Linked DNA regions of Homo sapiens: region 2 is linked to region 1. A link is an interaction called in ENCODE POLR2A ChIA-PET data of the cell type or tissue named here. Cell type or tissue: HepG2. All regions are shown on one strand.

Region 1 (5,000 bases):
GTCAGTCTGAGATGGTTCTTCAGTTTTTTTCTTGACTTTCATGATTGCCACACTATAAAAGATTGTTAGCCAGTTATCTGGTAGACAATGTCTCCATTTGGGTTTGAAGTTTCTTCACATATAGACTCAGGTTAGCATCTTTGGCAGGAATATCACAGATGGGAGGTTGCATTCTTCTCATTGTGTCCTATCAGGGGGTGTATATTTCAGTTGTTTTCATTTCTAATGGTGTTACGTGGATCACTAAATGAAGATTGTGTTGACCAGCTTTCCCATTGTTTCCCTCTTTGTAATTAATAAGTGTCTTATGGGGAAGTACTTTGAAACTATGTAAATATCCTGCTACTAATTAAACTCAATTTGTTCATTTATTTGGTTCTATCTTATGCAATTAAGGTTTTCTGTTTTATTTAATGGTTTATAATAAGGGTATCCAACCCACAGGCCACAGAGAGAAAGAGAAATACATATGTGTGTATATATATGTATATACTTATATCTGACATGCAAAGCAGTGCTCTGCCCTTGCTTTTTCCCACACTCAGGCTCTGCTTTCTCTTTCTCTCTCTCTTTTCTGTCCATTTAGTCATCTACTACCCTGCCCTCTGAATAGAAAGGCAGCAAGGTGCCTCAGAAAGTTCAACACTCTGGGAGTCAAGAACTTGAGTATTTGGGTGCACTCTGCAACTAATTAGTTAGGGTAGTCAGTGGCTCTTTATAGCACTCTGTCTCATCATCTGTAAAATGACTATAACAGGTGGCAGGAACATTGTAGGAATCAAAATAGATAATCCACATAAGAAATGCATGTGTTTAAAAAACTCCTCCATGGTTATTCTTAATCAAAGATGGCATACTTTTCTTAGAAGTGTCATCAACCTATTTCACATCCCACTCCCTGTATTTATATCCTGATGAGGTACTACTCCTTTGTGCTACCAGGGCCTTCATAAATGATGGATGAATGAAGGGGGGCAAGACTGAAGGCAGAAAGACTACATAGAAGCCTTAGTATGATCCTCCACTCTTCTTTCTCTCACACTCCACATCTCAATCTAGTAGCTCCCTCTTCAAAATATACCCAGAATACCCAATCCGGAATCACACACACGTGAAAATTAGAAAAGTATTTGTATGTCCACCAAAAGAGGAATGGTCGATTATATATATTGTGGTGGGGGGAGGTGGGGAGCAGCATGGAAAAACATTTTAAAAAGAATATGCATGGTGGTACATGCCTAAATGCAGCTTTAAAAAATTATATATATATATAAACGAAAAGAAAAAAACAAAAATTATATATATAAATGGAAAAAACCGACAAGAATTAGTAAATGTAAAAAAAATTATATATTAAGAACCAGAAAGATATACACACTAGTAATGTTACTAGTGGAGGGTGTCCAGGTTCTTGGCGTTTGGAACGAAGAACTGGACAAAACACACAAACAAGGCAAGGAAAAAAATGAAGCAACAAAAGCACAGATTTATTGAAAACAAAAGTACACTCCACAAGGTGGCAGCCCGCAGAGCATAGGGGCTCAACAGGCATGTGCCAGAATTTTTCTGGGGTTTAAACACCCTCTACAGGTTTCCTATTGGTCACTTGGTGTACACCCTATGTAAATGAAGTAGTGGCCCGTAATCGGCCCTAGGTTCCCTTAGGTTGCTTTGTGCAACCAGAGGCTGAAGTGAAGTTACAAAGGTTACACGCTATGCAAGCATCTGATACTTTCAAATTTTTGTCTGCCACGCAGAAGAGGTGATGGAGTTTGTAAAGGGAGTAGCCTCCAGTCCTTTCAGTGGGTCCTTTCCTTACTTAGGTGGGGAAAGGGAAAGTTGGGGTTTTCCTTTTGATTTAGTTCTAGGAAGTCAGCGTGAATCAGTTAGGTTTCCTGCCTCCAGACCCTATTCCTCTGCCTCAGTAACAGTTATTTTCTCTAGGGAGGGAGTGTAATTTCAGAGGCAAAGTATGAATATATTTTGTTAATCATTTGTATTTATTTATTATTTATTTATTTTGAGACAATCTCGCTCAGCCGCCCAGGCTGGAGTGCAGTGGCAATTACCTCTCACTGCAGCATCGAACTCCTGGACTCAAGTGATCCTCCCGCCTCGGCCTCCCAAAATGCTGGGATTACTGGCGTGGAGACTTCAGTTTTAAGTGAGAACGTTTTGCAGTACTTACTTAATATTAAGAAATAAAAACAACTTAGAGTGGGGGGAAAAAAAGCCACTGGATTAGATACGAGTTCTAGTCAACGAAAGTCACTTAAACTCTGTTTTGGCTTCCTCGTCTGGAAGATGAAAATGGTAATATAACTGACTGAGTAGGGTTGCTGTAAGTATGAGTTAGTGTGTAAATGTTTACAATTACGCAGGGCACACAGCAAGCGCCACGTTTTCTATCAGGGCTACTCTCACCTAACGCGTAAAACAGGATGGCATGCCCAGCGGGATCCGGGCCCTGGGTTCTCAGGCATTGTGATTGGTCTCAGCATATGACGCAAGGCGGGCTTCATTAATGAAATTGCTGTCAATTAGCGAAGGGCGGAAACCAGGCGAAGAGGGCGGTCCTTTAGAACCACACTCGCGCGACTGGCTCCTCTCTTTACAGGCTTAGCTACTGCGCATGCCTCTGGCCCTCTTGAGGTCCCGGCGTGCCCCGCAACAGCTTCCGGCGTGCTCCGCAACAGCTTCCGGCGTGACGCAGTAGAAAAGGTGGCGTGGCTGGCGATTCGTGTTCGTGAGGGCCTTTTCTGGTGAGGCGGGGCTTAAGGGTTGTGGCTCTGCTCTCTGTCCTGAGACTTTCAGATTGCACTCTGGGTTCCTGGACGCAAAAACTCGGAGTGGCTGCGTGATGCAGAGTGAACTGGGTCCTCTGGGGACGCGTGGGGAACGTGGCAGTCCGGAGTGCCGGCTTTGTTGCCCTTCGGAGCTCCAGTCCGTTCAGGTTCCCCAGTGAGGCCTCCTTTGAAGGGCTGGGTGCCTTTTGCCCTTCACGCTAAGAAAACACTCGTTTCCTAAAGCTCGATTGCGCCCTTGTGCTGAGCGGTGGGGACACGAAGACAGCACAGAAACGCTGTTTACTTTCAGCGAGCCCCCAGACTGTTGGAGTGGATAAACCCACCAGAAACAAATTACAGCGTTAGGCGGGTTAAGATGGAGCACCCTGAGAGGTTACAGACAGGACCGGAGAGTTCAGAGGATTAGGATGCTTCAAGAAGATGGGGGTAGTGGCGTCATCAATCCTCATCCTGGGGTTTTTGTCTTTGATGGTGCACTCCTTGAGGACATGAAATTTTTCTTCCACATTTCCGATACCTAGGCTCAGGTGCCCTTCCATGGTTGGGAGGGATAGAGACCAGCTGTCTCTCGTGTTTATTATCTATGGAAAGGATGAATTAGGTCTTGGGGACTTCAGGAGGGAAAATTTTGGTGAGCAAAGGCACTAATATGTCCCTAGACCAGGGGTTCTCAACCAGCGCCCCCCTGCCAGAGCACAATTGACACTGTCTGGAGACAGTTTTGTTGTCACTACCGAGGGGTGCTACTGACGTCTAGTGGGTGGAGGCCAGGGATGCAGCTAAACATTCTACAAGGTCCACGGGGTTCCCACCCCACTCCCCATCCCCAAGAACTCAAAAAACGATCTGGCTCAAAATGTCAGTGTGCTGAGGTTCTGAAACCCTACCCTGGAATGACAGCGGAAATGGAGAGACAGCAGATGTTGGAGACATCTCAGCGGAAGACTAGTTTTGTCTCTTTTTTTCTTTTTTTGTTTTTTTGAGACCGTGTCTCGCTCTGTTGCCGAGGCTGGAGTGCAGTGGCGCAATCTCGGCTTCACTGCAAGCTCCGCCTCCCGGGTTCCCGTTATTCTCCCGCCTCAGCCTCCGGAGTAGCTGGGACTACAGGCGCCTGCCATCATACCCGACTAATTTTTTGTTTTTGTATTTTTAGTAGAGACAGGGCTTCACCATGTTAGCCAGGATGGTCTCGATCTCCTGACCTCGTGATTGGCCCGCCTCAGCCTCCCAAAGTGCTGAGATTACAGGCGTGGGCCACCTCGCCCGGCCTCATTTTGTGTTCTTTATAATGCTTAAGTATTTGATGCGCAGTTGGTTAATCAGGTCTGATGAGCCCAGTCTTCCTCTTATTTTTTTCACCCATTCATTTGCCAGATATCTGTTTAGCACTAAACACTATTCAAGATGCTAGAATTCAGCTTTGAGCTGAAAAACCTCACATTCTTGCGGGGGGTGACAGACGTTAAACTTACATGTCAAGTAGTAATATATGCTATGAAGTTCCTGCAAGTTGGGGTTTCTCTTACTACCATCAGGTACCATTTATTTACTTCCGAGTGCCAAGCACTGGACTAGATACTTTACTAATATTTCTACTCTTTTCCTGTGTCCTGCAAAGTGGGTATTATTTATTTATTATTTATTTTTTTTGAGAGGGAGTCTCGCTCTGTCCCCCAGGCTGAACTGCAGTGGCGCAATCTCGGCTCACTGCAACCTCGACTTCCTGGGTCCAAACGATTTTTCTGCCTCATTCTCCCGAGTAGCTGTGTTTACAGGCACCCGCCACCACGCCCTGGTAATCTTTTTTGTATTTTTAGTAAAGACGGGAGTTTCACCATGTTGGCCAGGCTGGTCTCGAACTCCTGACCTCAAATGATCCAGCCGCCTCGGCCTCCCAAAGTACTGGGATTACAGGTGTGAGCCACCGCGCCCAGCCCTGCAAGGTGGCTGTTATTATCTTCAGATGATAAAAAGCAGATCACAGGAGTTGAATAATTTGCCCCAAATCACTTAGTATGGAGTTGAGCTTGGACTCAAACCAGATTCACCTGAAGGATAAAGTCTGTATTATTTCCACTGGTTAACATTGTGTCCCATATACGCAGCTGGACTGAATGGCATGAGAAATCTATACCTTCTTTCCTAGGGTTAAGAAAGTGAAGTAGAAACGAACTGACACTGACCTCATTCTGT
Region 2 (5,000 bases), 130 kb after region 1:
GGCGTTCAGGGACTCACGGGGTAAGGGGCGTGCCCAGGGATGGTCAGTGTATTTTCTTTTTTTTTTTTTTTTTTGAGATGGAATCTCATTCTGTTTGCACTCCAGCCTGGGTAACAGAGTGAGATCTTGGCTCACTGCCAGCTTGGCCTCCCGGGTTCACGCCATTCTCCTGTCTCAGCCTCCCGAGTAGCTGGTACAACAGGCGCCTGCCACCATGCCCGGCTATTTTTTTGTATTTTTAGTAGAGACGGGGTTTCACCATGTTAGCCAGGATGGTCTCGATCTCCTGACCGCGTGATCCGCCCGCCTCGGCCTCCCAAAGTGCTGGGATTACAGGCATGAGCCACCGCGTCCGGCTGAGGTCAATGTGTATTTTCATGAGCGTCCGCTTGCTCAGGCCAAGTGCTGCTTTCTCCACATCGACTCCCACCCCAGCGTGCCATGATTGTGGCTTTTTTGCCTCTCAGTCTGTTGGAGTGCTTCTCAAAAAGGCTTTGGGAGGTTTTGCGGGAGGGACTGTCTAGAGGCCAATTTAGGGCCAGTTTTCTTTGGGGCCAGCATGTGGCTGCAGCAGATGTCCTCTCGGGTAAGATCCTGGCTACAGCTGTCTGTGGCTGAGTTACAGACTGTCTTTTTTTTTTTTTTTTTTTTTTTTTTTTTTTTTGAAACGGAACCTGCTCTCTCCCCCAAACTGGCGTCCAGTGGCGTGATCTCGGCTCACTGCAAGCTCCGCCTCCCGGGTTCACACCATTCTCCCGCCTCAGCCTCTGGAGTAGCTGGGACTACAGGGGCCCGCCACCATGCCTGGCTAATTTTTTTTGTATTTTTAGTAGAGATGGGGTTTCACCGTGTTAGCCAGGATGGTCTCGATCTCCTGACCTCGTGATCTGCCCACCTCGGCCTCCCAAAGTGCTGGGATTACAGGCATGAGCCACCGTGCCTGCCGGAGTAACAGACTGTCTTAAAGCTTCACAGCCTAAGCAGGGGCCATTCTGTTTGCTTCCAATTCCAGCTGGGACAGGAGTCAGCAGGGACTCCATGTGGTATTAGCCAGGCAGGCTGGCGGGGCTGGAGGACCTGTGTGAAAGATGGCCCTACCCACAGGGCTGCCCACAGTGAGCTCAGCAGTGGCCATGGGCTTGGCTCCTTCCTTCCATGGCTTCCTCAGGCTAGGCTGGTTTTGCACCATACCACAGTCCCAGGGTAGACTCCTTACGGGGCCACTGACCTCCTGGGAAGCTGCCAGGCTTCCTTACTGCCCAGAAGTGACACCCCGCCACTTCTGCCACATTCTACTGGTAAAGCAGGATCTGGAGCCTGTCCCAATTCAAGGGGAGGGGGCTACACAGGGGCCAGAACACGAAGACACGTGGCTCATCCGGGGTAGCAGAAGGGCCACTGACCATAGCCTGGGACCCCCCCCCCCACCCACCCAAAATCTGGAGCCTGGGGCAACCTGTGCTCCTCTCTGAGCCTCCACTCTTTGTTCAGAAGTGAGTGGAGTCCAGGTGCGGTGGCTGATGCCTGTAATCCCAGTACTTCAGGAGGCCAAGGTGGGAGGATCTCTTAAGCTCAGGGGTTCAAGACCAGCCTGGGAAACATAGTGAGACCCTCATCTCTTAAAAAAATAGAAAATCGGCCAGGCGCGGTGGCTCACACTGGTAATCCCAACACTTTGGGAGGCCGAGGAGGGCAGATCACGAGGTCAGGAGATCGAGACCATTCTGCCTAACACGGTGAAACCCCATCTCTATTAAAAATACAAAAAATTAGCCGGGCGTGGTGGCGGGCGCCTGTAGTCCCAGCTACTCAGGAGGCTGAGGCAGGACAATGGTGAACCCAGGAGGCGGAGGTTGCAGTGAGCCGAGATCATGCCACTGCACTCCTGCCTGGGCGACAGAGCAAGACTCCGTCTCAAAAAAAAAAAAAAAAAAAAAAAAAAAAAAAAAAAGCTGGGCATGGTGGTGGCCCACGCCTGTAGTCTCTGCTACTCAGGAGGCTGAGATGGTAGGGTCACTTGGCTCAGGAGCTCAAGGCTGCAGTGAGCTATGATTGTTAAACATAGGGCCCAGCGTGGAGCCTCACCTATAATCCCAGCACTTTAGGAGGTGGAGGCGGGAGCATTGCTTGAGGCTGGGAGTTGGAGACCAGGGGCAACATAGCAAGACCCTTTCTCTACCAAAAAAAAGTTTGTAATTAGCTGGACATGGTGGCAACTGCCTTTGGTTCCAGCTACTCAGGAGGCTGAGGCAGGAAGATCACTTGAGGCCAGGAGTTCAAGGCTGCAGTGAGTTAAGATCATGCTACTGCACTCCAGGCTGGGAGACAGTGAGACACTGTCTCAAAAAAAAGAAAAGGGGAAAAAAAGTGGATTAGGCCCCTAACGGTCTCCAAGCTCCAAGGACTTTGTATTGCTGGCCTCTGTGCGGCCTCAGTTATGCCCAGCGTCCGCAGCTGGTGGCTGGTGCAGGCGTCCTTCCATGTTTACTCAGCAGCCTCCCTAATGTCAGTCTTTAAGTGGTCTCTTGGATCCACCTGGCCTCTGCGTCTCTGGGGAATGAGTGTTGTGGGAGAGAGAGAAGGCAGCTGCCCCTCCGCCACCCCATGTGACTCATCAGTGGACCTCAGGCCCGCTGCATCCCACCCACACCTGCCCCATCACAGCTGCTCTTGGGTGCAGCATGTAAACACCTGCTCTCTCAGAGCTCCCCCTCCTGGGGACCGCTACAGCCTTGGGTGTCCCCCACCCCGGGCCATGCCTGCATACTTAGAACAACCCATAAAACCACCCAAGGACTGAAGTCTCCAGGATCTGCTGTCCCAGGGACACAAGAACTGTCCAGGGTGGGTACAGGAGAAGGGAAGGAGCCTGGCTGTCCTGGGCACGTCACATGCGACCTGGCAGGAGCCCAAAGCAGGGGTGGCGCTGAGCCCTAGCCTGACCCGGGCTGCACCGGCTGGAGTGACCAGACGGGAAGGTCACTGAGGCAAACCCAGGTGCTCCCGTCTTCTTCCCATAGGATGGAGACCTGGTGGAATAGAACAAGTGTGTTAGTCCGTCTTGACACTGCTTCCTGAGACTGGGTTATTTATAAACAAAAGAGGTTTAATTGATTCAGCGTTCCAGGTGTCTGGGAGGCCTCAGGAAACTTACAATCACCATGGAAGGCAAAGGGGAAGCAGGCACCTTCTTGGCAAGGCGGCAGGACAGAGAGAGAGAGAGGCGGTGGTGGGGAGGAAGGGTGGAACTGCCAAACACATTTTATTATTTTTTTCTTTTTTTGAGACAAGAGTCTCACTCTATCACCCAGGCTGGAGTGCAGTGGCACAATCTCGGCTCACTGCAAGCTCTGCCTCCCGGGTTCATGCCATTCTCCTGCCTCAGCCTCCTGAGTAGCTGGGACTACAGGCAGCTGCCACCATGCCCGGCTAATTTTTGTATTTTTAGTACAGACAGTGTTTCACCGTGTTAGCCAGGATGGTCTTGATCTCCTGACCTTGTGATCCGCCCGCCTCAGCCTCCCAAAGTGTTGGCATTACAGGCGTGAGCCACTGCACCTGGCCCACCGCCAAACACTTTTAAACCATCAGATCTTGTGATAACTCACTATCATGAGAGCAGCATGGCGGAACCCCCCACCCCCCACCCCATGATCCAATCACCTCCCATGAGAACCCTCCCTCAACACATGGGGATTACAATTGGAGATGAAATTTGGGTGGGGACACAGCCTAACTGTATCAGCAGGCTTCTCATCCACAGTAACAGTGCTCCCGAGGGACACCGGACAATGTCTGGAGACACTTGCTGTCACAGCTTAGAGGAGGGTGCTACAGATACCAAGTGGGTGGTGGCCAGAGATGCTGCTTAACATCCTACATGCACAGGACAGCCTCCATCCCAAAGAAAGATCCCATCCCAAACATCAACAGAGTCGAGTGGAGACACCCCGGCACAGAGGAAGCCCACACCTGGGTGCGCAGAGTCTGGTCCGGCTGGGAGGAGAAGGGCTGTGCTCATCCTGCCCAGAGGGACCTGGGAGCTGGGGTCCCGCGGAGCAGTGACCTCACCTGGTAGGGGGCAGGTGGGGCCGAGGTCCACATCCCTGCCTCTGCTGCTGTCCTCCCTGGTGCCCTCCCTGACCCCGCCCTGCCTTCCTTCATCCGCTGCGCCCTCCACCCACAATGCCATGGCCTGCATTTAGGATCCTCCTGAGGCAGGAGGATCACTTGAGCTCAGGAGTTTGAGACCAGCCTGGGCAACAGCAGGACCCCCTCCCCCCAACTCTTAAAACAACAGAAAATTAGGCCGGGCACGGCGGCTCACGCCTGTAATCCCAGCACTTTGGGAGGCTGAGGTCAGGAGATGGAGATCATCTTGGCTAACACGGTGAAACCCCGTCTCTACTAAAAAAATACAAATAAATTAGCCGGGCGCGGTGGCGGGCGCCTATAGTCCCAGCTACTCGGGAGGCTGAGGCAGGAGAATGGCGTGAACCTGGGAGTTGGAGCTTGAAGTGAGCCGAGATTGCACCACTGCACTCCAGCCTGGGCCACAGAGCAAGACTCCGTCTCAAAAAAAAAAAAAAAAAAAAGACAGTCTGTAACTCAGCCACAGACAGCCGTAGCCAGGATCTCACCCCTGAGAAGGACATCTGCTGCAGCCACATGCTGGCCCCAAAGAAAACTGGCTCTAAATTGGCCTCTAGACAGTTCTAGACTGCATCTCAAAAAAAAAAAGAAAAGAAAATTAGCCAGGCATGGTGGCTGAAAAGGTGGGCTGTTGAGCCCCTACCCACCCTATGGAGCCAAGCTCAGCAGTGTCTCATCCAGGAAGCTCTCACAGACAAGTATGGTGTTCCCACAGGCCCTTGCCCTAGCTCACGCCTCTCATGCCCTGGCAACTAAGAGTGGGGGCGCGGCAGACCCATCCCTGGAGAGACACAGGACTGTTTTTCTCACCAAACTGGCCTGATGACAGACAGGCAGATGGACAAGAA

What was found. Peaks named below come from ENCODE experiments on the same cell type or tissue, not always from the same donor. Only the 100,000 strongest peaks of a DNase experiment are listed, where the experiment ranks them.
Region 2: POLR2A ChIA-PET joins it to region 1 with 5 read pairs; 2 of 35 experiments call an interaction of 5 or more read pairs at or near these places.

Annotation. Positions count from the first base shown.
Region 1 is chr16:3,362,421-3,367,420 of GRCh38, forward strand. LOC105371059 (a long non-coding RNA gene) reads left to right here and starts at 2,695. Exons shown (of 4, transcript XR_007064949.1): 1 at 2,695-2,762. RefSeq lists enhancers at 1,868-3,067, 2,762-2,831. In HepG2, CTCF peaks have their summits at 1,532 (motif pointing right) and 3,539; DNase peaks (open chromatin) are centred at 1,591, 2,591 and 3,551; H3K4me3 peaks cover 2,267 bases.
Region 2 is chr16:3,488,482-3,493,481 of GRCh38, forward strand. No RefSeq gene overlaps it. Among named protein-coding and RNA genes, the nearest start is that of C16orf90, 4.5 kb to the right of the region's middle. RefSeq lists a silencer at 4,567-4,776. In HepG2, a CTCF peak has its summit at 2,714 (motif pointing left); a DNase peak (open chromatin) is centred at 2,710.